Regions from separate parts of the Homo sapiens genome. Here region 1 is linked to region 2. A link is a loop called in an ENCODE intact Hi-C map of the cell type or tissue named here. Cell type or tissue: endothelial cell of umbilical vein. All regions are shown on one strand. Each heading gives the region's core, and the rest is flanking DNA. Links, peaks and the distances in the headings are about the cores only. Region 1 overlaps SCN8A (sodium voltage-gated channel alpha subunit 8). Region 2 has its middle 12 kb from the start of ANKRD33.

Region 1 (16,992 bases), core at 4,132-12,131, 190 kb after region 2:
CAGAGACAGAAGCTATGAGCTAGACTAGAGACAGCATCTGCTGCCCTAGTTAGTGAATAGAATACAGCTTTCCAATTTAATTCTGGGAGAGAAGTTTTGAGATCACAGGAACATAAAGAGACAGATGCCTTGCAGAGTACGCTGAGGGAAGTGAGCAGAAAACACAAGATCATATTTAAAAGGGGCCAGAGGAGGAGAGACACCATAGGAAAAAGGAAAGTAAAGATGTGGCATTCCAGATGCCTCAAAAAATAAGACAGGGCTTGCCTAAAGATTAGGCCACCATCAATGAGCTATCTGAGGCTGTCTGGAGAATGAGCTGAGCTTTCTGTTAAGCAGATTTAAAATGGCTAGGAACTAAATCTTGGTAAGTTAAGGTTGTAGTTTTTTGCCAAGAAGTATATACTCCAACTGACACCCAGCCTTTGGTTGATAGGGAGTCAGCTACCATCGCTAAAAATATAGGAATTCATCTTTGGTAGGGCACTGATTTACTGGCCAACTCCATGGCCCAAATTTGTAAGTGGTGAAGATGAATTTACCTTCTTTGAGGTTCTCAGTAAACCACATTCCAGTCTGCCCTCTCCAGGATTCTATCTTTGTGCTTCCCTCTCTATCTGCTATTGAGATAATGTTAAAAAGGGGAAAAAGAAATATTTCTGGGCCAGATGCAGTGGTTCACGCCTGTAATCCCAGCACTTTGGGAGGCTGATGCAGGAAGATTGCTTGAGCCCAGGAGTTGGCAGCCAGCCTGGGCAACACATAGGGAGACCCTGTCTCTACAAAAAAATTTTTTTTTAAAAATGAGCTGGGTGTGATGGCATGCACCTGTGGTCTCAGCTACTTGGAAGGCTGAGAAGGAAGGATCACTTGGGCCCTGGAAGTCAAGGCTGCAGTGAGCCATCATCGTACCACTCCAGCCTGGGCAACAGAGTGAGACCCTGTCTCTAGAAAATAAAAATAAATTTTAAAAAGAGAGATATTTCTGAGTCAGCCACAAGGGGAAGAGCCACGTAATAGGAATAGGATAAGAATAGGATGCCTCTGTTCTTTCTCCACATTCCTATTTCTACGAAACTGCTGTGGAAAGCCTGGTCTCTACGGAGTCTTCCTTGAAAACCCATGACCACAACTAAAGTCCAAAGAGCAACAACACAGTCTTCACCTCTGCCAAGTTACTGCCAGTATATCTTAGGCTCACAATACTAACTAAAATATCTTTCCTTTAAGATTTCAAGACTGGTCTTTAGAAAGATAAGTATTACCCAGTAGCAATGATTTAAATTAAATTAAGGAATCTTAACCTGGGGTCCATGGATGGGCTTCGGGGGGGGTCTGTGAACTTTCATCTGATTCTCAAAGGGATCCAAAACCTTCAAAAGGTTAAGAACCACTGGGCTAGCTCAACCAGAACCAAAAAGAAAAAGGCACAAATTTTAAAGAGGTTGTCAATCAACTAACTCTCAACTCACCTACTGATTCTGTTTTTCCCCCTCAAACTTCTATACTTTTTGTTGCCCATACCTTTAGTTGTATCTTATCTTACCTTTGATTTTTTTTTAACAGTGCCTGCATAAGCTTTCATTGGGATTTATGTCTGAGAATGAACCCTGAATATGTACAGTAGATGTCTACTGGTTCTTATTCTAGTGAGACAGACAGCAGTAGAACATGATAGACAGTGATTATTTAAGTGCAGTTCACTAACTCCAAGTCTCTTAAATTTGTCTCTGATACTGGATTAGTTAACTGGGTAGATCTCTTCTGTGATTAAAAAATTTCATTAATATAGTAATAGTAAATGTATAATTCTTTGAATAACGTCCCATCAGCAAACCATGCGATAGGAAGCCTAGAAATCACAAGCAATGAAATGATGGCAAATGTCAAAATTACTGTAATTCCATGGAGCCAGGAAGCAAATGATTTATATACAAAGAGACAGCTAGCTCTGTGACAATTTTTTCAAATATGGTGAGATCCAAGTGATTCTTAAGCACGTGCTTTTTCAATAGCATGGATGGAATGGGGGCTGCATGCCTGGCAAGCACTCAGAGAAAACTGCCTGAGGACCCAACGGCCATTCCAGAGAATGTCTCCCAGGAAAAACATGCAGAATGCAAGGCCATTATCAACTGTACTGATGCTGCTTTAGAATGGTGGACAAAACGAATGGAGGAGAAAGAGGAGATGTGGCAAAGTCAGTCTTATGTACAAATTTTCTCACCTGGAATTACAGAGATAGTTTTCAAAGCTCGGAGAACCCTGAATGTTCTCAGCGCTGAGACATTGCCCAGGTCCACAAACTCTGTCACATATCTGTAGTAAGGGAGGTCACACACAGACACAAGTGACAAACACAGACACAAACACAAACACCAAAGGAAAAAACAAAACCACAACAAAACAAAAAGTACAATACGTCACGTCAGGGCCCTATCCCAACACCTAACACCAACCCCGGACCATCTTACCTGGGATTACCGAAATAGTTTTCAAAGCCCTCAGTACCCTGAAAGTGCGTAGAGCTGAAACATTGCCTAGGTTTACAAACTCTGTTATATACCTGCAGAATCAAACCAAAGTTAACTTGTAATGGTACCACTGGGCGAGGGTTTGAGAATGGGGGGAAGAAAGGGTCTTATATACAAGCTATGGTTTCATTTTTTTTCCTTGAAAAAGAAAAGCTTCAAAATACAAACATTTAAGGAACATTTGTTTTTAATTGGACAAGAAGAATTCAAAAGTATATTAGAAAGGAGGTTTTTGGGATTTACTCCTTTAATCAGCATAGTAATGTGCTGATCCCAATCAGAATGGCTTTACTGTCAGCCCATTCACATTTTTTAGTAAAAAGGAAGGCCAGGAGGTATCAAAGACTTATGTTCCCAGGTTTTGCGAACAATTTCTTAAGAGAGGGAGACAAATTTCTGCAGCAGGAGCCCCACAAAAACAAATCTACATTAAAGTAACTCCCTAGTTGACAATGGCAAAATTGACTAAATGTCTGTATATATGACTTAATCAGGAGTTGTAATCATATGATTGTAGTCATGTCTATAAACGAAGTTTTGGCCTGTGACATACAAAAGCAGGGCTCAGGAAAATCCAAATCATGGGATCAGAGCAAATATTGTGTTAAGTGCTCATTTTAATTACAAGCTCTGTGCCTAGCAAGGACACTTAAAAATTTTAAATGAACACTAATGTGTATTCATAATGCTAGAAAGTAAGACATTGCCTTTATATAACAGAAAGTCAGTTTCAGTTTCAAGTATTCGATGCATATCATTTATTCACATTTTACAGTTGAAATACATCTTTCCACCAGATGCTCAGATCAATACATATTTAAATGCACTCTTTCTTACACATCATGCATACATGCAAAACCTATACACCACCCCCACTACACTCTCAAACCACAAAACGCTTTCCCAACCTGGAAATAAAAATATTAAAGCCTGCTATAACTCTTCTATCATCAGCTAAGTTTCCCAAAGATACATTTTTATTGCTAAAACAACACAAATGAGCAAGAGCAGTAACATACCAATGTGGAGTTACACTGATCTTGAGCAATAGTTCGAAATTCTGGTTAGTAACTCTTCAGGAAGTGCCAGTGTGGGTACCTTGGCTCATGTTTTGACTCTAAAATGTGCTCTGAAGTCTGCAACTCCTGGCCAGCCTTATTAAATTACATACGGTAAGACATACCCAGGAAACTAATTTTCAGCTGAAAGTTTACAACTAAAAAATTTCAAGTCTTCACAGAGGCCTTGTAATGATAGGTGTGCAAACCGTGATCGTTACAAGGAGGAATAAAATACGAGAGAGTGCCAATGGGAAATCACCTCCTCCTTTCTCTCCCAGCTGTAAAGCCTCTGCTTGCCTTCTCCCACATAATCACATTATCATCGCCTGAACCACAAGAGGCCCTCACAAGCAAGAATCATAGACATAAGCCCACAGGGCCTTACATGGTTATCCATTAATTCCTCATACAGCTGTGTCCACAAATGCACACCTACAAACAGACCCAGGAGTACAACTCCACACACAGAATCACACCCAGAACACCAATAAAGTAAGGGGAGAACTTACGCCATCATGATGACACTGAAATCTAACCAGTTCCATGGGTCCCGTAAAAAGGTAAAGCCATCTATGCAGAAACCTCTTGCAATGATTTTCACTAGTGATTCAAATGTATAAATCCCTGTGAACGTGTACCTGTCAAAGAAATGAATAGCTTGAGGTAATTTCTGGACAGAAACTTTAAATGAACCTTTTAAGTTAGCACTTGCCTGAAGTGTTGCTTCAACTAAGAGAGACAAAACAGAAAGGGCACAGCCAATGCAGCAGGAAGGAAGTGAGGAGGAGAAAGAAATGCTTTGAATGAAACTTACTGAAATGCACAAACTAAGACCTTTGGAATGTTGTACTGGGTCCTGAACTGTATTCCAAGGAAGTTAACTTTGCAGCTATCTAGTACATGATCATTTTGAAGAAGGTAAGGAGGCCCCCCAGAGCTGTTTTTAACCTTAGAGAAGTCAAAAAACAGGGAAACCTAAAATTGGAGAAAACAGTATCACCAGGAACTGAGGATACAAGATGGTGATGGGGCTGCAGGGCAACGGCACTGCCTGGCACAGGAAAGGGTGGAGTGAAGGGCAGTAATTTCTAGAGTTGACTTTTAGGGAGGGCTATTTCCTAAATTCCACATGTACTTTCAGCCTTCTCTGTGAAATAAAGAGAGGCAATAACTAATTTTTTTTCTCCTTGATGGGTAAACTGTGGCAAAGCAAGATTTAGTGACTAAAAATATTTAAAACAAACAAGCACACACATAAATGAGTTACTTACTCCACATTCTTCGACCAGTCAGGAGGGTTACTAAAAGTCATGAATACACAGTTGGTCAAAATAGTGCACATAATGATCATGCTAAATACTGTAGAGAAGAGTCAAGGGGCAATATTAAAATCTGGCCTGCCTTTTGTTTTCTCAAAAAACAAACACATTTCCATTGGGTATCAGATCTAAATCAATAACCTGAAAGGAGATGAAGCACAGAAGAGAAAAATGCAAGGTGACAATGAAAACTGTGGTCACCACCATAAACACAGCATGCCACTGTGAACTGTGGATGGATGGGGAAGGACAGCTATTCTCCTTCTTTCAAAAGGGCCGTCACTGTTCTACTCCCTTTGGATGAAACATGTTCCCCTAACCACTTTTCAGCTCAACTACAGACTAAGCCTCTAAATGTTTTTTGCACTTAGTATAATACCTTTGCACTTTCTCAACCAAAGTTGTCAGATAAGAAAATCAATTAAATCTATATGACTAGGTATTCATTTATTGGTAAGTTAATTATCTTATATAGCTAGTTATTTGAAAATCTACATGCAATGGTTCACTTTTTTTCCATAGTTGTTGTTCTTTTTTAAGAGACAAGGTCTCTCTATGTCATCCAGGCTGGTCTTGAAGCCCTGGGCTCAAGTGATCCTACATCCTCAGCCTTCTAAAGTGCTAGGATTACAGGCCTGAGCCATCATACCCAGCCTTCCCTAGTCCTTCTAAAGGGCTGAATTGTCTTTGGGGGCAAGGCATCAGCCAATACAGCCCATATGTGTTGAATATGTCCAATGTGGGAAACCAGCTGCGGCGTGTTAGGTAAAGATTTCAAGGACATCTGCACCACCACACTTCTGAAGACTAGGTAATAGAGCAAAATCCATTCTGAAAGTGTCCAGGAATGTTTATGGATAGCAAACCATACTGCCATTTCATTTCCATCCAGAATTTTTCTCAGGCCTTTCTGTTCTTATCTCTGAGAAAAATTAAACTATTTTAGGTCAGCACAAGTTACTCAAACTCTAATTGTCATATTAGACAATTAGAGCCAATTAGAGCCTGGGAGCCATATCCCACTTGCCACTAATTCACTCTCTCTTGTTAATGGCATTCACTATCTTTATTCTACCAGTGGAGTTTTAAAAAGAGAAAATATTTCTTACAGCTGGATTTTTTTTTCTTCATTACAGCTGGATTTGTCTTCATGCTTTTTGGAACCAGAAGAGAAAAAACACTCCATCTTCTGATCCAACAGAAAGGAAGAAGTCCACTGTGAATTATTTATTTCCTTATAAACTTTCAGGTTTCAGAAGTGTGTTGCTTCTAAACTACAGATTTCACAACCATGTTGCTAAATTCTCAAGAGTTAATAAAATGTGGCAAAAGCTTCTAAACCAATTCACCAAGTTGCCACTGCTGGCTTCCTCATCCTACTTGGAGGATACAGTAATCTTCGAAGCATGGGACTACATGCTGTTAAATATCGACCAGCCATGGAAGTTTCAAGCCACCATGCAACATCACTAAATCCATCAAATAATTTTTCATTTGCCACATGCACTCTCATATGTTAATAAGGTGTAACTCAGGCCACTTGAATAAATTGGCATTTTTCTATTTAAGGTGAGTAAAAATACCAGAAAAAATTCCTATTTATCCTACAATCTGCATCTAAACCTCTGTAACAAGGAGGTTATTTCATCTGAGAACTATCTCACTTTCTAAGCTCACTGCTCAAAAAATTTTTTAAAAATTCAAAGCTGATTTCTAAAGCATTCATCCAACTATTTGTAACTCAAGAAGGACTTTCAAAAACCTCTAATAATGGCTTTTAATATATTAAGCTGAATAGTTGGCCACAGAAAGAAATCACTGAAGTCTGAGTACTAAATAAAGTTAAGACTTCAACAAAGGTTATTTTAATTTGTCCATACAATGATACCAAACAAAATTTCAGATTCCCACAATATCATCCTAAGAAAAAAAATAATAATTTGCTGAAGCTTAGCTTGGGATGTGGCAGGAGTTCACTCTTAAACCTCTGACTGATGGGCTAGTTAACTACACTATCAGTAAAAAACTTAACATATAATCCAGTTGTCAAATATTGGAAAGGTAAACAAGCAACCATGCAATTGCCGCACTCACTCCACATTTGCCGAAAAGGATATGAATGTATCAAAATTTTAATAGCTATTCTTCTTATCAGGTTAAAAGGACTTAAAATGTACAAGGCAGGCGTGGCACTAAATCTGAAGAGAGTTTTCCCTCTGTTTAATACTACAAAGGTCTGTGGAGAAAGAAAGAGAGAGAAATTATTAAAGCATGGGTATGAGTCACCACATGAAACAATGATTTCTAGGTAAGGAATACATAAACTCAAAAGTCTTTAATACTTTTTACTTCCCAACTTGGTTTTTAAACAAGCAAACTTAACACAATGTTTGCCCCACCTCCCTCCCTCTGCCCTGCCCAGATTATAATACAAATAGCTGATGCAATCTTGGCAGTTTTACAGAATAAACTTGTTTCTTTCAGAAACAGGCCATTTGAATCATACCTAAGCTTCTATGCCAGCTCTGTACACGATACTGAAGTTCATTAATTTAGGATTCATTCACTCAACAAATATTGACTGGACACCTACTATGTGTCAGACAGTGTTCTAGGTGCTTGGGAATGGTCAGTGAACAAGATAGTCTTGGCCCGAAGAGTTTAAATTCTAGTGGGAAAGACAGACAATAAATAAAAACTGTAATGAATGAGTAAATCATATAGGCTGTGCTACACAGAAGATGACAAGTGCTATGGGAAAAGGAGGAAGAACAGGGAGAGGAAGATCAAGAATGCTGGAGTCAGGGGATGGGTGAATAAAGAGGCAACAGTTTTAAAGAGGTGGTCAGGATAAGCCTATTGAGAAGAGAGATTTCAGCAAAGACTGGAAGGAAGTGAGAAATGTTCTTCATTCAATCAATATTTACTTACCAATATTCAATCTGCTTTATATGGCTTTCAAGAGCCCCCAATATCAGCCTTGCCAAAATAATTAAATCATATTTCCCAGTATGAATGTTCCCATCTAGCCAAACTAGCTCATGTCCTCGGAACAGGTTCTCATAATTCATAACGTTGGCCTTTGTTTATGTGGCTCATTCTACCCAGAATGCCCTGTGTTCTGAATTCAATTGAATTAAAATATTTTTGAGCATCTATTCTGTGCCAAGCATTGTGCTAATTACCAGGACACAACACTGAATAAAACTGTACTTTTAGGGAAGACACATATGTGAGCTAGTAATTATGATGCAGGGTAAGTACAAAGTTCAATAACAAAAATATGCATAATGTATGAGAGGCAGCAGGAGGGAGAGATTTTTTTCCCCTTGGCTGGGAAATAAAAAAGAGAGTGAGCTGGGAAGTTCACAAAGGAAGGTAACTAATATTTGGAAGGGGCTTTAAAGGACAAACAAGAATTAAGAAAAATTAATTGGGCAGATTTAGTGAGAAGGGATGGAAAGGTAAGGGAACAAAAATCACATGTATGAAAGCATAGTAGCATGTAGCTGCAGGTTTTTTTTAGGGAATTGACCAGTAATTCAGTGTTGATGGAGAATAAAATAGGGAAGAGGGAGAGCAGACTGTGAAGCTGAGAGATGCAAGGGCCTACTAGACTGCAAGTTCCTAAGGAGACAGGCCAGTGGCAGATACACAGTCCTAACATCTCACTGTGTGAGTGAAAGAGCAAATGGCCAAATAAATGCTAGTCATTTTAAGTAGTTTTTTATTTTTAAATTTTGGAGCAATGCATGATCATAATTTTTTTAAAAGAAAAAAGGAACATAAGACCAAGTTCCATCTCATTACCTAATGATAACCTTCGATGCCAGTTTTTTTGTATATCCTTCTAGAAATTTTCTATGTAAATAAAAGCATACATCTATGTCCTTAAAAAGTCTCTCTCTCACATGGGATTGTTCCATAAATACTCTTCTGTACCTTGCATTAAAAAATGAACCTCCACAAAGAAGAGCCCAGGACCAGACGGTTTTGCTGATGAATTCTACCAAATGTTTAAAGAATTAAACAAACTCTCCCACAAAATAGAAGAGAACATTTCTAAACTCATTCTAAAGGCCAGTATTACCTTGATACAAAACCAAAGACATCATAAGAAAACTCTATACTAACATCCCTTATGAATATAGACACAGACAGCCTCAACAAAAATGCCAGCAAACCAAATCCAGTAGCATATAAAAAGGGTTGCACACCATGACCAAGTGGGATTTATCCCAGGAATGCAAAGATAGTTTAGCATTTGAAAATCAACCAATGTAATGCAACATATTAATAAAGGAGAAAAACCACATGATCATCTTAATAGATGCAGAAAAAAGCATTTGACAAAATTCAACACCTTTCATAATAAAAGTACTCAACAAACTAGTAATAGAGGTCCTTCTTAACCTGATACAGGTCATTTATGAAAAGCCCCCACCTTTTTTTTTTTAACCTCCATCCCCTACAATTAGGCTTTTGGTTCTTTGAGGGCAGGAACCAATCTTATGCTTCCCTCCACAGTTCCAAAATAATGATCAGCCTATGTACTCCCAATGCACAGTATTAGTGATGTTTTTTAAAGTTCTTTTCTTATCTTCTATTCTTTCCTTTCCTAATCTACCAGAGTCACGTCATTCTCTTCCCAATGGAAAAGTATTGAGCTAGATTCATTCTACAAACGCCCACTACACCATCCCTAGTGTTTGACATTGTACTGCAGTGAAATTCTTCCTGTAATGGAGCATACTGGTTCTGGTGGGATATGCTGCAGAAAAAGCCTAATCCTAAAAGCAAAGAGAAGTAGGAGACCTAGGGTTCATCTGAAACATATCGAGGGCTGAGCTATAGCTCTTCCATATCTTGGCTTCTCAAAGAAACAAACAGCCCAGGGCTTCCCCCAAACCCCTTCTCTGAAGTACTTGTACCTCTCTGTGTTTCTACAGCAACTCCCTCTATGAAAATAGCCTTTTAAATAACCTCCTCATTCAACCTCATGAGGTTCCCATGAAGTATGGGTGAAGGAGGAATTATTATCCTCTATACACTTAACAAAAGCTCAGGAGAGGAACACCACCTATCAAAGGTCACGCAGCAAAGAGCAGCATGTTATGCCGAGCTTCGAGCCTCTCAACAGCTTCCACTGTGCCAGATTGGGAGGCAGTTCAGTGGCAACGTGGCAAAGAATGAAGTTGGTGTGGGAGACAAATTCTCTGGTGAATGAGAAATTTGAGTCCCCGGGGTAGATAGGGCAGCTAAGCAACAATGAAAGAAGCACTGGCCCATGCCCCAAGACCTAAAAACCACCGGGCCAGGCCTTTACAATATCACCTACAAAACCTCTCCTTAGGAGACAGACAACAGGATTTTTATTTTTTATTTATTATTATTATTATTATTTTGAGACAGAGTTTTGCTTTTGTTGCCCAGGTTGGAGTGCAATGGCGCAATCTCGGCTCACTGCAACCTCCGCCTCCCGGGTTCAAGCAATTTTCCTGCTTCAGCCTCCCCAGTACTTGAGATTACAGGCACCTGCCACCACGCCCGGCTAATTTTTTTGTATTTTTAGTAGAGACAGGGTTTCACCATGTTGGCCAGGCTGGTCTTGAACTCCTGACTTCGGATGATCCGCCTGCCTCAGCCTCCCAAAGGGCTGGGATTAAAGGCGTGAGTCACCGCGCCTGGCAGGATTTTTTAAAGTAATGTACTCTATACTTTCCATTTTTCTTGTCTCTTGGTTTGGTCGTGATGGAAATATAGGTCTAGAGGTAGCATGGAGGGTATTTCCTATCACTGAATCAGTGCCTGCAGTGCTTGGCATACAGCAGGTGCTTCATAAATGTCTGTTGATTGGTTCATGAACAAATGCTTATGTTGTTTTAGGTGAGGGAAAAGGAGAAGAAGAAAAACAAAAGGAAGCCATTAGGAAATGGAAACTGTTACACCTTGGTTGAAGAAAAACTAGGAGGTAGGATTCTGAATTAGGATCAGTCATGAGCTGTCAAGTGGGAGACTGATGATTCTGGGGGAAACTAAGCATCTTTAGTGAATTCAAAAACTATGATTTTGTAAGCAGAAGGCTTTACTAAGGACATTTGATGTGTGAAATAGAAATTTCCTAATTAATTTGGGTACTGAGTGTTGCACTTAAAATAAAACTCATTTACCATCACCCCTTTCTAAATATTTACATCTTATATCTTCATCAAGTATAAAAACAGTTTTTCTGTTAACAAAAATAAACATCTAGCACACTAAACTCCTGAAATGAAGGTAAATCTCCCATACTTTAGTAGGAAATTGTATTACAATAAAACATGTTTTATTATTGAAATAATTAGATTTACAGATAATTTGCATGCAGTTTTTCACAATGGATCTTTTTTGAAAAGCAAGATAGTCCACCTATAAGTCCAGCACTTTGGGAGGTCGAGGTGAGTGGATCACGAGGTCAGCGGTTCAAGACCAGCCTGACCAATATGGTAAAACCCCATCTCTACTAAAAATACAAAAATTAGCCCGACATGGTGGCATGTGCCTGTAGTCCCAGCTACTCTGGAGGCTGAGGCAGGAGAATCGCTTGAACCCAGGAGGCAAAGCTTGCAGTGAGCCAAGATTGCACCACTGCACTCCAGCCTGGGCAACAGAGCGAGACTCCGTCTCAAAAAAAAAAAAAAAAAAAAAAGGCAAGATAGTCTTTGGACAAACACAAGTACTCAAAGCTTAGGAATTTCCCTTTTAATACTGGGGCTTGCAGTAGTTACACGAGAAAGAGATAAGTAATATACCCGGCACCAGCAAGCTTTTTCTGAAAGGGCGCAGGCAGTCAATACTGCAGGCTTTGTAGGCCATACAGTGTCTGTTAAAACAACTTACCCCTGTAACTGTGGTGTAAAAGTAGCCATAGACAACATGCAACCCAAGAAGAGTGGCTGTGTTTCAGTAAAACTTTATGGACACAGAAATTTAAATTTCGTATCATTTTCACACATCCAACCATTTAAGAATGTAAACTACTCTTAGCTTGTGGGCCATACAAAAACAGATGGCAAAACTGATCTGCCCCAGGGGATACACTAATATTAGTTCCTGACTAAGTCCAGACTGACTGCATAAGAATCATCTGACTAGCTTTCTATTTTGTCTTATCTTTTATTTTTATTTTTTGTAGAGACAGGGTCTTGCTATGTTGTCCAGGCTGGTCTCGAACTCCTGGCCTCATGCAATCCTCCTGCCTTGACCTCCCAAAGTGCTGGGATTATGATTATAGCTGTGAGCCACTGCACCTGGGGTGAGTAGCTTTATTTTTTTTTATTTTTTTATTTTTTTTGGAGACGGAGCCTCGCTCTGCTGCCTAGGCTGGAGTGCAGCGGTGTGATCTCGGCTCACTGCAACCTCCACCTCCTGGGTTCATGCCATTCTCCTGCCTCAGCCTCCCGAGTAGCTGGGACTACAGGCGCCCGCCACCATGCCCAGCTAATTTTTGTATTTTTAGTAGAGACGGGGTTTCACCGTGTTAGCCAGGATGGTCTCGATCTCCTGACCTCGTGATCCACCTGCCTCAGCCTCCCAAAGTGCTGGGATTACAGGCGTGAGCCACCATGCCCAGCCTAGGCTGAGTAGCTTTTTAAAAAACACAGTCATAAATCCCTTCTCCAGGTGTTCTATTAAATAAGTGTGCAGAATCCAGGAATCTGTGCTCACCAGATTTGGGGAACCACTAGATCATCTCTCAGGTCATGTGCTAAAACATTTGTGTTCTCCTTCTTCCCTGCCTCTGCCTAACTGTATGGCCTGGCTGGGCCACTGCATGTCTCTAGATCTCATTTTCTTCGTCTATAAAATAAGAGAGAGGGCTGCCTGATGGGCATACTCAGGTCCTTTCCAGCACTGATATCTGTAATTCTACGATTTAGAAAATTCACAGAGCATCCAGGATTAAGTGCAACAAAGCAGCAAACCATAAATTTGAGGAGAAAGCCTATTATTATTTATTCTCTCACATTTTATCCTTGTAGAACTCTCTTGAGTTAGTTATTCTGCTTCCTTATGTTGAAGTCTGTCAAGTCCAGGGTCAACAGTGCTTGATAGTACCATACTTATGTCAGCAGGGGGGAGCATAGAGCAGCCCCAAGGCAGAACTGCGTCACACAATGCTTTTCCCTGCACTATCTCCCCTACTTTTATCCCCTGTTCTCAGGAGAACAGTGAATATGGGAGAATGGAAAGGAATGACTGGTGATGGGTTGACTTTGAGAGAGATATATGTATATATGTTTCATATGGCTGATTAAACGTTTGTAATCATCGTTAAACTTCTGGTGGGAATCCAGAAAAGGACATTTGTCCTCTCTCGTTCAACACTACGCTCTAACGCCAGATCCTTCAAAGCCTAGATATAGTGGAAAGGACAGCAAGCTTTGGGTTTTTACAATACTTCTTAAACAACAATCACTTGGTGCCCATGAAGTCCAATAATATTTTACCTAATCTGTCTCAAATTAGATCTTTGTGAAGTAAATGAGTTAAAAGGGAAATTGAAATTGGATTGCGGTTACTGCCCAAGGGGAAATATCAGTTTACAACAACAGCCACTGAATGTGTTTCAGCACAAGGTCCATTAAGAGCGGCAGAACAGTTCTTAACGAGTTATGGCATGGAGTATTAATAAATGTGTCATGTGGCATAAAATGAGCCTTCTGAAAAGCACAGGCTTTTCATTTCTAATTAGCAATGTGGGGCTTGGAGCACACAATGTAGAAGCATTGCCATTGTTAACTCAGGGTAAGATATCTTCTCTTTGGGGCCCACTATTAGGGGAAGGAACACCGTGCAAGGCCAGGTAGAGCACGTCCATATGCATACCAAACAAATCCTAGCATACTGCAAATGCAAAACAATGAACACACACAGTCATCACAGGACTGCAGTACAGCTAGTTTATTAGCATGTCTCCACCCCATCCCAAGACTGAAATAATTTTTTTAGCCACACAAAAAGTGTAAATTAAAAAAAAACAGGATGGGCTCACATCTGTAATCCTGTAATCCCAGCACTCTTGGAGGCCAAGAAGGGAAGATCGCTTGAGCCCAGGAGTTCGAGATCAGCCTGGGCAACATGGCAAAACTCCATCTCTACAAAAAAAATAAAAAAAATTTGCTGGGAATGGTGGCATGTGCCTGTAGACCCAGCTTACTTAGGAAGCTGAGGTGGGAAGATCGTTTGAGCCTAGGAGGTTGAAACTGCAGTGAGCTCTGCTCTCCAGCCTGGGAAACAGAGCAGGACCCTGTCTTGGTAAAATAAAATAAAATAAAATAAAATAAAATAAAATAAAATAAAATAAAATAAAACAAAACAATAAAGGATGCATATATATGAAAAGACTTTATATAGAAGAGTACTCAATGCAGGGGTGGAGAATATCATAGAAGAGAAAGCTTCTTCGAGAAATATTTATTATCCATTCCCTGGTTTGCTGTGAAACACATGGCCCAGGAGAGCAGCTCTTCACTCAACCAATTCTCCCCATCCTGAGAGGTCAACATCTCAACTAGGGCAAAGGTAATCTGCAGGCATCTGATGAGCTTCTGGCTATAATGAACACCTAGGGGCTCAGAGGTTTAGCTAATCAACAAGAGGGCAGCTGGGAACCTTTGAGTCTATCTGACTATAACTATTACTGGCAATGACTTATGACTGTCCCTAGATCTTAACTGTTTTGATTTCTAGAACTAACTGGTCCTCTCATTTTTAGCCAACTTCTCTGGCCTTAAATTCTTGCCTGCCTAAACAAAATATATGTACTTTATTCCCCCAGGCCTATGCACCTCTTTCTGAACTAGGCAACTGGCCAGTTGTTCATTAATCAACAGCAATTTGGCATTCATTTCTGAGTATGCATACAGCCAATATAGCAAGCAACAAATAAGTGTCTTTTCAAAATTTCCCTGGTTTAATAACGGAAAATATAATGCAGAATCTAAACAGATTCTATATCAGGCTAGGAAGCTGTTCAGAAACAAATGACCTGTTATGTAAAAATGACTATGCCATGTTGAAAAGAATCCTGATTTATGCTAATCTGCCTAGTGAATTCCTCAAGTAAAATTACAATATAGGTTATATTATATAGCCCCAGTGTGTCCCAGGAAAGTCTCCAGCAAAGGCATAACTGGAATGCATTTCCAGAGTACCCGTGTCCTGGTACTATCCAGCTCCCCTTAGAAATACTAAACCAAAGCAGGACATAAAGACACCAGCAAAATTCTTCCCTAGGCGTGTACTTCTATTTGAGCTGTGTGATTATTTAGAACCATCATTTTCCACGCCTCTATTACACGATACTGAGAATGGAGCAAAAGAGACCACTAAATCCCGTATTTTAAAAATTCCTTCTTAGTAACCGATAATTTTACCTATGAGTCTATTTGAAGAAATAATAAAATTCAATATTTATTAAGCATTTACTATGTGGCAGGCAGGCACCCTACTAAGATACTTAATATAATAATTGTCTCACAACTACTCTATGAGGTAGGTACTATTTTACAGATGATAAAATTGAGGCAGGAGGTTAAGTAACTTGCCCAAGACAACACAGCTATTATGTGGTGAAATTTAGCATTGAACTGAGGCAATCTAACTACAAAGCCTATACTCTTAATTATCAAGGCATACTACAATTTTAAAAAGCTTCAAAACTATTACTCAAATCTAACTATTCGTTTCACAAACAAGAAACCAAGCACAGAATGCTCTGCCCAAACTAAGGTCACAGCACTAGTGAGCAGGAGCGGGGCGGGGGAGTTGCCAGGGACTAGATCTCCCGGCTTCTAGTTCTAAACTCTTTTTACTGCACCAGGTCATCTGGTCCAACCCTCAGATCAATGAACGAATCTCCTCTACTTAATAACTTTAACTGTTGCAAAACGGAACCCCCTACATGTGCTGTTTATGGTCTTTTCTCCAAGTTCAGTTTGATGAAGATAATGCTAGCACCACATCTGCCTGTGGCTTTACAGTTTTCCAGGTGCTTCTGCATACACTTCTTCATTTGCTTTGACCTTGTAACCCCATGCTCTCCAACCTACATTTGGAGTAGCTGCCACCCTTCCTGCTCACGTTCTGGTCACAGGAAGCCATACCGGGCAGAGCAGCAGCACTGTGCACCTGCTTCAATGCTGAGCCAGCACAATGCTGCTTCCCAGGGCAGGGCAGGTCTGACCCTCCTCCATGGCCATTCTTCCTTGTTGTCCTTCGATATAAATTTGACTTTGATCACCTTCTACTTTAACCTCTTAAAGTGCACAGACTACAGTTGCTCTAAGCAAGAGCAAAATGCAGGCTTATTATGTAAAGCATATTAACCCCTCTATTTACTGAATTCATATTCTAGAATCTATTCTCACTCTCCTCTCTCTTAGAAAGCAGCAAAGCAGAGTGGTTTACAGGCTTTGAGGCCAGAAAGACCTGGATTCAATACCCAGCTCTGTCACTCATTAGCTGTCATGATCTTAGGCAACTTATGTTAAGGTTGCTAAGGCTCAGTTTTCTTATTGATAAAGTGGGTGCCATCAATCACTATTCCAATTTTATCAGGTTGTTATAAAGATTAAATGAAGGGTCACAAGGAGTCCTTAACACAGTGGCTGGTACAGAACAGGCACTCGTTAAATGTGGTTATGATGCTGCCACTGCTATCACACAGTACTGCCATTCCTTCAGCTCTTTGGCTCCAAACACGGAGTGGCCATTAGAAGACAAGAAGGGGCTGGCCAGGTGCAGTGGCTCACGCCTGTATTCCCATCATTTTGGGAGGCCGAGGCGGGTGGATTACCTGAGGTCAGGAGCTCAAGACCAGCCTGGTCAACATGGCAAAACCCCGTCTCTACTAAAAATACAAAAAAATTAGCCAGGCGTGGTGGCGTGCACCTGTAATCCCAGCTACTAGGGAGGCTGAGGCAGGAGAATCATTTGAACCCGGGAGGCGGAGGTTGCAGTGAGCCGAGACTGTGCCACTGCACTCCAGCCTGGGTGACAGAACAAGACTCTCTCTCTCAAAAAAAAAAGAAGATG
Region 2 (10,703 bases), core at 2,295-10,294:
TTTTAATAGAGACGGTGTTTCACCATGTTGGTCAGGCTGGTCTCGAACTCCCGATCTCAGGTGATCCACCCATCTTGGCCTCCCAAAGTGCTGGGATTACAGGCATGAGCCACCACACCCAGCCTATGCACTGTCTTATTAACGGATATTTGGGATGTGTCCAAGTTTCTGCTATTATAAATTCTGCCACTATGAACACACAGGCATGGTTGTTTATGGAAAAATATTCCTTGATGGCCAGGTGTGGTGGTTCACACCTGTAATTCCAGCACTTTGGGAGGCTGAGGCAGGCGGATCACCTGAGGTCAGAAGTTCAAGATAAGCCTGGCCAAGATGATGAAACCCCGTCTCTACTAAAAATACCAAATTAGCTGGGCGTGGTGGCACATGCCTGTAATCCCAGCTACTCAGGAGGCTGAGGCAGGAGTATCGCTTGAACTCCAGAGGCGGAGGTTGCAGTGAGCCGAGATGGAGCCACTGCACTCCAGCCTGGGTGACAGGAGCAAAACTCCGTCTCGAAAAAAAAAAGTATTCCTTGAGTCCAGGCACAGTGGCTCACACCTGTCATCTCAGAACTTTGGGAGGCTAAAGCTGGCAGATTGCTTGAGCCCAGTAGTTTGAGACCAGACTGGGCAACATGGCCAAGCCCTGTCTCTACTAAAAATGAAAAAATTAGCTGGGCTCAGTGGCACATACCTGTAGTGCCAGCTACTTGGGAGGCTGAGGTGGGAGGATCACCCAAGCCTGGGAGGTTGAGGCTATAGTAAGCCAAGATTGCATGACTGCACTACAGCCTGGGCGCTGGATTGAGACTTTGTCTTAAAAAAAAAAAAAAAAAGAAAGAAAGAAAGAAAAAAAGTATTCTTGAGTGTATACCTACAAGTGGAATTGCTCTTATTTTCTAATTTTTTGAGATATGTGTGTAGCTAATTAATTTTCATCCTTTCTTCAAGTCTTTGAATATAAGCCTTATAGACCTTAAATTTCCCATTGAATACTACTTTAGTTGTTCCATTTTTATTTCCTCTTTGATCAATGAATTATTTAGAAATGTCTTTAATAACTTTCAAACATATGGAAATTATTTTTGTTACTTATTTCTAGCACTGTGGTCAAATCTTTAAAATCAATCGAGACTTGCTTTATAATCTAGTATATGATCAGATTTTGCCAAATACGTCATGTGTGCTTTAAAAGACTGTGTATTTTTCAGTTGTTCGGTGCCATGATGTGTGGAAAGTATTTCACTGGGTTCTGGCTTTCATTATCTTGTTGAGAGTTCAGTGTGTCTCCTTTAAAGATTGTCTTTTCTTTTTTTTTAAATTTAATTATTTTTTTTTGAGACAGAGTTTCACTCTTGTTTCCCAGGCTGGAGTATAATGGCACAATCTCGGCTCACTGCAACCTCCACCTCCCGGATTCAAGCGATTCTCCTGCCTCAGCCTCCCGAGTAGCTGGGATTACAGGCGCCCACCACCACGCCTGGCTAATTTTTTGGATTTTTAGTAGAGACGGAGTTTCACCATGTTGGCCAGGCTGGTCTCGAACTCCTGGCCTCAGGTGATCTGCCCGCCTCGGCCTCCCAAAGTGCTGGGATTACAGGCGTGAGCCACTGCGCCCGGCCTTCTTTTCTTAAGTCTTCAAGGTCTTCTTCTTGTCTTTGGTGTTCTTAAGTTTTACTTCAATGCTTAGGTATGGATTTCTTATGATTTACCTTTTTTTTTTTTTTTTTTTTTTGAGACAGGGTCTCACTCTATCAGGTGGTATCTCACTCTATCAGGTGATCCTTTCACCTCAGCCTCCCAAGTAGCTGAGACTACAGGCACCTGCCACTATGCCCAGCTAATTTTTTTTTTCTGTTTTATAAAAAGGAGGTCTCACTATGTTGCCCAGGCTGGTCTTGAGCTCCTGGGCTCCAGTGATCCTCTTGCCTTGGCCTCCCAAACTGCTGGGATTACAGGTATGAGCCACCACGCCCAGCCTAGAGATTTTTTTTCCCCCTGTGAGCTATTTATTATTTTCCCTAGAAAATGATGTTAGAAATTTCTTGAGGCTGAGGACTAAGGTATCTTCCTTCAGAGAATATGAAGTTTTTTTGTTTTGTTTTGTTTTGTTTTGTTTTTTCCTGCCAGGCATGTAGAGGTACTAACCAGTCCTGAACCACTTTAAACTAAATACCTAACTTGGATAGTTTTGGGTCATCCAGGGCTGCAAATAAGCGCAAAGATCAGCTGGTGGTTACAACTCAGAGATACAGCCTTGCTATCAGCTCAGCACTGAGGCAGCTTTCATTAAAGTCCTCTGGATGTGACAGCGGGATAGATTTATTTCAGGTTCAATCTTACATGAACGATGAATCCTTTGGAGTCATAGCTTTTTAGAGAATCTCCTATTAGATTCCTCACCTTGGTTCTATCAAAAATAGAGACTGTGAAATTTGAAGTTCAAGTTTGCCTAATTCGACAAATATCCTCACACTAAAGAAGGATTCCTTTGTCTGTTTCTCTGAGTTCCTGCCTTCCCTTAGACTTTAACCTAATACTTTCTTGCTATCTGGCCAGCACATCTACACTTTTAAAATAATTTGCGTATTTCAACCAGCATTTTTACATGACTTATGCTGAAAAATCAGTCCAGAATCCAGCCAGTCATATTATTGGAAATAGAATTTCCTCTATTCCTAATTAATTGCAAAAAAGCCCAATAGGAGACAGATGTGGTGGCTCACGGCTGTAATCCCAACACTCTCGGAGGCTGAGGCAGGCAGATCACTTGAGGCCAGGAGTTAGAGACCAACCTGGGCAACATGGCAAAACCCTGTCTCTATTAAAAATACCAAAAAAAAAAAAAAAAATTAGCCAGGCATGGTAGCCTGTGCCTGTAGTCCCAGCTACTCAGTAGGCTGAAATGTTGGCTTGAGCCTGGAAGATGGAGGTTGCAGTGAGCTGAGATTACACCACTGCACTCCAGCCTGGGCAACAGAGCAAGACCCCATCTCAAAATTAAATAAATAAATAAATAAATAAATAAATAAATAAATAAATAAAATAAAAAGCCCAATAGGAAATGGGCAAATAGCATGGTCAATTAATTCATAAAAGAAATACAAATGGCCAGGCCAGGCGCGGTGGCTCACACCTGTAATCCCAGCACTTTGGGAGGTGGAGGTGGGCAGATCACCTGAGGCTGGGAGTTTGAGACCAGCCTGACCAACATGGAGAAACCCTATCCCCAATAAAAATACAAAATTAGTCAGGTGTGCTGGTGCATGCCTGTAATCCCAGCTACTCGGGAGGCTGAGGCAGGAGAATCACTTGAACCCGGGAGGCGGAGGTGAGGTTGCAGTGAGCTGAGATCGTGCCATTGCACTCCAGCCTGGGCAACAAGAGCGAAACTCTGTCTCGAAAAAAAAAAAAAAAAAAAGAAAAGAAATACAAATGTCCAATAAACATATGAAAAGATGCTTAACCTCACAAATAGGCAGGAAAAGGCAAATTAAAATAACAATGAAATATTGCTTTTGGCCCATCAGTTTGGTAAAAATTAAACATTAATAATATGAAGTGCTTACACTGTGGGGAGAATGTAAATTAGTGAAGTATTTTTGGAAAGCATTTTGACAGTATCTATCAAAATAACAAATGTACATACACATTGACCCAGAAATTCTGCTTTTAGAAATCTTTTTCAAAACAGTGCTTGCATATGTGAGCAAAGATAGACTGAGTAGGCCTGGCATAGTGGTTCATGCCTGTAATGCTAGCACTTTGGGAGGCTAAGGCAGGAGGATTGCTTGAGGCCAGGAGTTCAAGACCAGCCTGGGCAACACACGGAGACCCTGTCTCTGCAAAATAAATAAATACAAATAAATAATAAAATAAAATTTAAAAAGACATACTGAATATACCTTGAAGCATTGTTTGTAACAGTAAAAAAAATTAGAAACAATTTAAATGTTCATCAGTAGAGGAAAGGTTAGAGGCACCTGTAGATTATGCCTCCATTCAATGCCTCCATTTATCTTCAAGAAGAAGATAAATATCTACATGGTTTGCCCTGAAAATCTCTCTGAGCCACCTTGTTCATGGTTGGAAAAAAAGCCAAATGCAATGACACACACACATACAAACACACAGGCACACAGTATACTGTATACATATATATACACACACATATACACACACACTTGAGGCCAGGAGTTCAAGACCAGCCTGGGCAACATAGTGAGACCCCGTCTCTACAATATACATATGCGTGTGTGTGTGTGAGAGAGAGAGAGAGAGTCTGGCTATTTACGTGTTTTTTGTAAATGCATAGAAAGAGCTGGAATGGTTTTTTTTTTTTTTGAGACAGAGTCTTGCTCTGTCTTTCAGGCTGGAGTGCAGTGGTACAATCATGGCTCACTGCAGCCTTGACCTCCCCGGGATCAAGCAATCCTCTCACTTCAGCTTCCTGAGTAGCTGGGACTACGGGCATGCGCCAGCACGCCCAGCTAATTTTTGTATTTTTTGTAGAGACGGGGTCTTGCTGTGTTGCCCAGGCTGGTAACTCCTGGGCTCAAGTGATCCACCCGCCTTGGCCTTCTAAAGTGCTGGGATTACAGGCATGAGCCACCGTGTCCGGCCAGAATGGTCATTCTTAACATTGGCGGCACAATGTAATCACTTAAGGACTTTTTAGAAATAGTGATGCCTGGAACCCACTCTGGAGATTCTGAGACTATTGGTCTGGGGCACAACCTGGGCAACAGGATTTTAAAAATCTCTTCATGTGATTCTAATGTACAGCCCAGATGGGGAACCTCTAGACAAAATGATGCTCTTTAAAACATGGTTAACTTAAAGAGGAGGAATAAGAGAAGGGTGAAGAAAAAGGTTTTTTGTTTGTTTGTTTGTTTGTTTTGAGATGGAGTCTCGCTCTGTTGCCCAGGCTGGAGTGCAGTGGCGCGATCTCCACTCACTGCAAGCTCCGCCTCCCGGGTTCACGCAATTCTCCTGCCTCAGCCTCCCGAGTAGCTGGGACTACAGGTGCCTGCCACCACGCCCGTCTAATTTTTTGTATTTTTAGTAGAGATGGGGTTTCACCATGTTAGCCAGGATGGTCTCGATCTCCTGACCTCGTGATCCGCCCGCCTCGGCCTACCAAAGTGTTGGGATTACAGGCGTGAGCCACTGCGCCCAGCGGGTTTGTTTTTCAAACTTGTATAATGTTTGAATCTTCCACCTAGATAATTACTACTTGGTAATGATAGAAAAAAATATATAAAAGAATCAGAAATATTTCCCTGTCTGTTTCCTTCTTTTCCTCTGCACACAGAGTTCGTCATCCCTTGGTGGTAGCTCTAATTCATTCATTCAATCACTATTAATTGAAAACTACTCTGAGTCAGGCACACAGTTCAGTGCTTGTGTTTTTCACACTAGTTATCATTAATCTCATTCTTGGCCAGGTGCCGTGGCTCACACCTATAATCCCAGGACTTTGGTTATCTCTGTGTCTCCCGCATCTAGTACCTTGTCGGCCATTCAGTAAATGTGAGTTCCCCTCCAGATTCTCCTCTGGCCTGAAGATCACCCCCAGCATCATGCAGGAGTGATGGTCAGGGACAAGAAGTCTTATTTTTGTTTGTTTGTTTGTTTTGAGAGGGAGTCTCACTCTGTTGCCCAGGCTAGAATACAGTGGCCCGATCTTGGTTCACTGCAACCTCCACCTCCCGGGTTCAAGTGATTCTCCTGCCTCAGTCTCCTGAGTAGCTGGGACTACAGGCGTGCAAATATGCCCAGCTAATTTTTGTATTTTTAGTAGAGACGGGGTTTCACCATGCTGGCCAGGCTGGTCTTGAACTCCTGACCTCGTGATCCGCCTGCCTCGGGCTCCCAAAGTGCTGGTATTACAAGGGTGAGCCACCGTGCCTGGCCTAGGGACAGAGTCTTTTTAACCTGTGCAGAGAGACCATAAGAACACGTAGGTAGGTGAATGGGGATTTCACATTTTGCTTTTCAAATCCTCTTTTCCCCAAGCCCAGAGAAGCTACTTCTAGCACCAATCACCCCAGCCTCAGCAAGGGTCTTGTTACTGCGAGGCCACTGTCAGCCAGCAGGTGGCAGGTCTGGGCAGGAATTGGAAGAGCATCCCCACCCCACAGGGCTTGAGGCTATAGCTGAGGGTTCTAGGGTCAGGTGCAGTGTCTGGGTCTTGGCAGGGCAGATGCACAGGAGGGTTGTGGGGTTCCGTTTCTGGCTCAAAGGAAAGGGAGTTATTTCTGTAGTTATTTCTGTATATCAGCTTTAGCCAACCTGGATGGGTACCCCAAGTGTGAGGATTTTTTTTTTTCAGGAGTCTTGCTCCGTTGCCCAGGCTGCAGTGCAGTGGCGCGATCTCGGCTCACTGCAACCTCTGCCTCCCAGGTTCAAGCAATTTTCCTGCCTCAGCCACCTGAGTACCCGGGATTACAGATGTGAGCCACCACACCCGGCTTACTTTTGTATTTTTTTTTTCTTTTTTTTGAGACAGAGTTTCATTCTTGTAGCCCAGGCTGGAGTGCAGTGACGCCATCTTGGCTCACGGCAACCTCTGCCTCCAAGGTTCAAGCGATTCTTTTCTGTCTCAGCCTCCCGAGCAGCTGGGACTATAGGCATGTGCCACCAAACCTGGCTAATTTTTGTATTTTTAGTAGAGACGCGGTTTTACCATGTTGGCTAGGCTGGTCTTGAACTCCTGACCTCGGGTGATCCGCCCATCTCAGCCTCCCAAAGTGCTGTGATTACAGGTGTGAGCCACAGCACATGGCCAAGTGTGAGGATTCTTCTACCTTCTACCTGCATTGATGCCCTGTCTTGAAGTGCCCTGTCCAGGCCTCCCTCCTCAAGAGGACTCAATAGGGATCCCTTCCCAGCCCCTGCCAAGTTCCCCAGGCCTGGTCTTGACCCTCTCTGTGTATGCCTTTGTTGATAGAAATGATTGTGGTAGTGGGGCATGGAGTTGTTGGTTAATGTGTAAAATAATGGATAGCTCCTGGATGACACAGGTACACTTCAGCCAGGGCCTTCTGCAGTCTCAGGCTGGTGGTCTTAAGGATTAAAAGCAAAGGCCCTTTATGGATTAACCTCCTTTGGACCTCTCAGCCGCTGGGGTCTGACAGGAGTTCACAAGGATGTTCCTTTGCCTGCCGCTCCTATTTCTCAATCACTCTCTTCAGTGTCTTCTGCTGGTACTCCTCTTTCTGTCTGCCTGTCATCCCCTTTTCTTCAGCTTGATCTTTCTCATCTCGCCATCTGGCTCTTTCCATCTCTCTCTCCCTCTGATGCTCTCTCTTAAGCCCTGATAACATACACTGCTTGCTCCCTAACTTGCTCTCTGACTGCCGTGCGTAATCTCCAGCCATCTAATCCTTTGGGCTGGATTTTTGCCCAGAGTCTTGACTTGCGGAATTCAATCAGAAGAGAAGGTGGTGGGGCGGGGGGCGGGGGGGCGGTGCAGGGGCAAATCTACAGAGAAGGAACTCAGGAAACTTTTGAGTCTGGTTTGGGAACAAAATACTGTGTCATCTCATCCCTTTCTTTTCTTCTGGGATCTTTTTCCAGCAGAAGCCCCTCTCCTCCCAGCCTCCAGGCTTGGTGGCAGTTACAGCTGGAGCCGGCAGTCAGTGGGGAAATGGCCCAGCCCAGCTGAAGGACTAGGTAGATGCAGGATGGGACCCAGCAGAGCAGGGCAGAGAATGGAGGAGGTGGCCTCTGACCCCAGCTCTGGCCCTTTCTAGGGGTCCTGTGTGACCTGCCATAGGTCATGCCCCCTACTCCCGAATCATGATCTGCATCACAAAGCCCACAGCTTGTAACTCAGAGCCAGCCAGGAAGGTCTGGGATTGATTTAGGGTCCACTCTGACCAGCTCACCCTCACTGGACTATGACCCCTTGGGTGGGGGTGAGGACAAGGGTCATGGGTGAAGTTCAGGCAGGGGTGTCCTGACCACCACTACAGCATACCTGTTGCAAATCCTTCTGCACTCCTAGTGGACTGGAGGGGAGGCCTGGGCACATGAGTTCAAGGTTCTCGCTAAATAACCCATTCCCTCTGGCACAGCTCAGGGCCACGGTGAGGGAGCCACGGTCATTGCCTAGTGGGCGTTCAGGGACAGCATTCTCAGGAATCAGGCTCAAGGTGTCTTACACAGCAGAGAGAGCTTCATTGCCCACCAAAAGGGCAGTCAGTTAAGTCCTACGTAAGCCCTTCCACCCATCACCACCAACCGCAGTTACACTGAGCTGCTCAGAGCCAGTGTACATTTTTGTTTACAAAAATTTTTACATTTATGTTTAGCCTGATATATTTCATGTTGTCAGTTTCCATTCATCCACCATTCCCTTCTGGAGATATCACTGAAGAATATTCTCTACTCTGAGTATTTCACTTTTTTGACCGTCATCCACAGTAAATACATTTACTTCTGGACCCAGGACACATGAATGCACATGTAACTACAAGCAGCGTTTCCTGAAACTGTAAAGCACTGTTATGTTTTCTACTCTATTCTGTTTTGTTGTAAGGAAAAAAAAAGTTTTTAAAATGATTCCGTCAACAACTAGTGGGCCGGCACTTAGAGTTTCCAGTAGATAACCTCTTACATCTTTACACCTTCGCAAGTCTTTAAAGCCCATCTTTCAAACACAGAATCCATATAATCTTCATAAAAGCCAGTGAGGAAGATAAGGCAGGGTTTTTCATTGACCCATCTTACAGATGAGAAAACAGAGACTCTGTGAGATCTGCTGAAGATCACCCAGCTGGTGTGTGGCAGGGATGGGATTCTGAGTCAGGTCTTTTGTACACCTGTTCATGGTGCCCTAATACCCCTAATACCCCGTCGCTTCTCTCTTTCCCTGTCCTCTGACAGCCTCCTGATTGAGGTCATTGTCTGTTTCCAGTCCGAAGGCCATCTCCTTCCATGGGGAAGATGGAGAGACACGGCAGCTGAGTAATTTTGTTTCCCGTCATCTGTTAAACACCGCACCATCTGTCAATTCCACCCTCAGCCTCCCACCCACTACCCAGAGGCCAGCGTGGGGGAGGAGGCCATTTTCTTAGAGTCTGAGCCTTCAGGCCCACTCCCACAAAAAGACTCAGAGTACCCACAAAAAGCTCATTTTTCAGCTCAGAACCAACAGCTGTGGACTAGAATTACAGGGGGCAGCACAGGAACAAGATTAAGGACTTTCTGAGGTCAGAGGTATAACGCAAGGTGAGTCACCCCTCCCTGACCACCAGGTCTTGTCTTCATGCCCCCCGCAGCTCCACCCCCCATCTTGCTGAGGATCCAGAGCTGTGAGGAAGGTGAGCTGATCCCAGCAGCAGGAGCCCTGCAAGCCGCTTCAAGTGCGGCAAAGCGAGTCCATCTTACAGGGGCCTGGGCAGATTTATGGGGCCTTGGGTGTGGCTGGCTGTTGCTCAGCTTCCGCCTTTCTAATTCTCCCGTCTCCTCCATCACCCCGCCCCCTCCTCAAGAAGGCCTTTGTGCAGGACAATGAGGAATCTATAAATTCCGGGGGACAGGGATGGGGGGAGGGGAACACTGGTCACTTCAGCTCCCCCCGTCCACCCTGGGGGCCCTGCATAGATAGCAAGGAGGGGCTTCCATGGAGTGGCCCCATCTTGTCTGATTCACACTGGAGCCCAGAGACAGAAGTGGGCCAAGCCCCACCACTGGCTTTCACAGATGAAGAAACTGAGGCTCAGAGGCAGAGGGCGTCTCCAGTCCCTGCTTCATTCACTCTGCCTCTCACTCATGTATTCATTCTCCTCCTCTTACCTATGCCCTGGTCCTTCCCTCACGCAGGCATTCACTCCACAAATACCTATGGAGTTCTAGATGAGCACCAGGCCAGGTACAGAGGGGGCAATGGTTGGTGAGACCCAGCCCCTCCACCAGCCCCCCACTCTGGAGGGTCATACAGCAGTGAGCTATGGTTCCAGAAGAGCCAAAGCATAGCTCCAGCCCCAGTTTTCCCGGCTGGCAACCTGCACCCTTTCATCAGCAAGCCCTACACGGCTTTCATGAGCATTTTGGAGTTTGATCCTGGTGGGGTCCCTGGGAGACAGGTATTATGTACGCCTCCCCCACCATTTTGCTAATGTGGTCTCAAGAGGGTAAACGGTTGCCCTCTGGTGGGCAAGATCACCCCTCTGGTGGGTAGCAGAACTGAACCAGGAACCACCCTCCGCACCACTCCAAGTGCTGTGGGGACTCAGAATATGGGCGTGGGCTGAGGCTCAACTTCCTCTTCTACCACTTGCCCAGCTGGCCCTGTGCCTGACCCCCATGCTGAGCTTTCCCTGGTGTTCTTCCCATCTTCCCACAGTAGTTATTAAATGTCCCAGGCTCACCCTGATTTCTTTACCCCACTCATCTATCTGTTGGATAGTAATAATGAATTCAATGCTTATGCTGCCTGTGTGTTGTGGTGTGGATCTGTGTGTGTGGTATATCTACTTGTAAACTGAGGCTATTAGTGTCTACTTCACAGGAGGATGGAATGAGTTAAATTAAACTAAACTATGTAAAGGACTTAGAATGATGTCTGGCACAGTCAGCTGATTAGCTGTCAGCCAAGATTATTGTTATAGTAAGCCATGGGTCTGCCCATGTGTGCAAAGCATCTAGGTGGGTACCAGGTGAGTACAGGTGTTTGTAGCTGGCCCCACCCAG

What was found. A loop is a pair of places that touch in the nucleus more often than their neighbours do. Peaks named below come from ENCODE experiments on the same cell type or tissue, not always from the same donor. Only the 100,000 strongest peaks of a DNase experiment are listed, where the experiment ranks them.
Region 1: it touches region 2 in a loop (2.6-fold over the local background); 5 of 110 quality-filtered maps call a loop at or near these places.

What each region holds. Positions count from the first base shown.
Region 1 is chr12:51,674,332-51,691,323 of GRCh38, reverse strand. It overlaps SCN8A (sodium voltage-gated channel alpha subunit 8), which reads right to left. Exons shown (of 27, transcript NM_001330260.2): 3 at 7,032-7,150; 4 at 4,867-4,956; 5 at 4,105-4,233; 6 at 2,228-2,319. Among named protein-coding and RNA genes, the nearest start is that of SCN8A, 92 kb to the right of the region's middle. In endothelial cell of umbilical vein, for the core only: no CTCF peak of the experiment used is centred there; DNase peaks (open chromatin) are centred at 4,273 and 7,353; H3K4me3 peaks cover 206 bases; H3K27ac peaks cover 2,194 bases.
Region 2 is chr12:51,870,827-51,881,529 of GRCh38, reverse strand. No RefSeq gene overlaps it. Among named protein-coding and RNA genes, the nearest start is that of ANKRD33, 12 kb to the left of the region's middle. In endothelial cell of umbilical vein, for the core only: a CTCF peak has its summit at 6,091 (motif pointing right); a DNase peak (open chromatin) is centred at 6,099.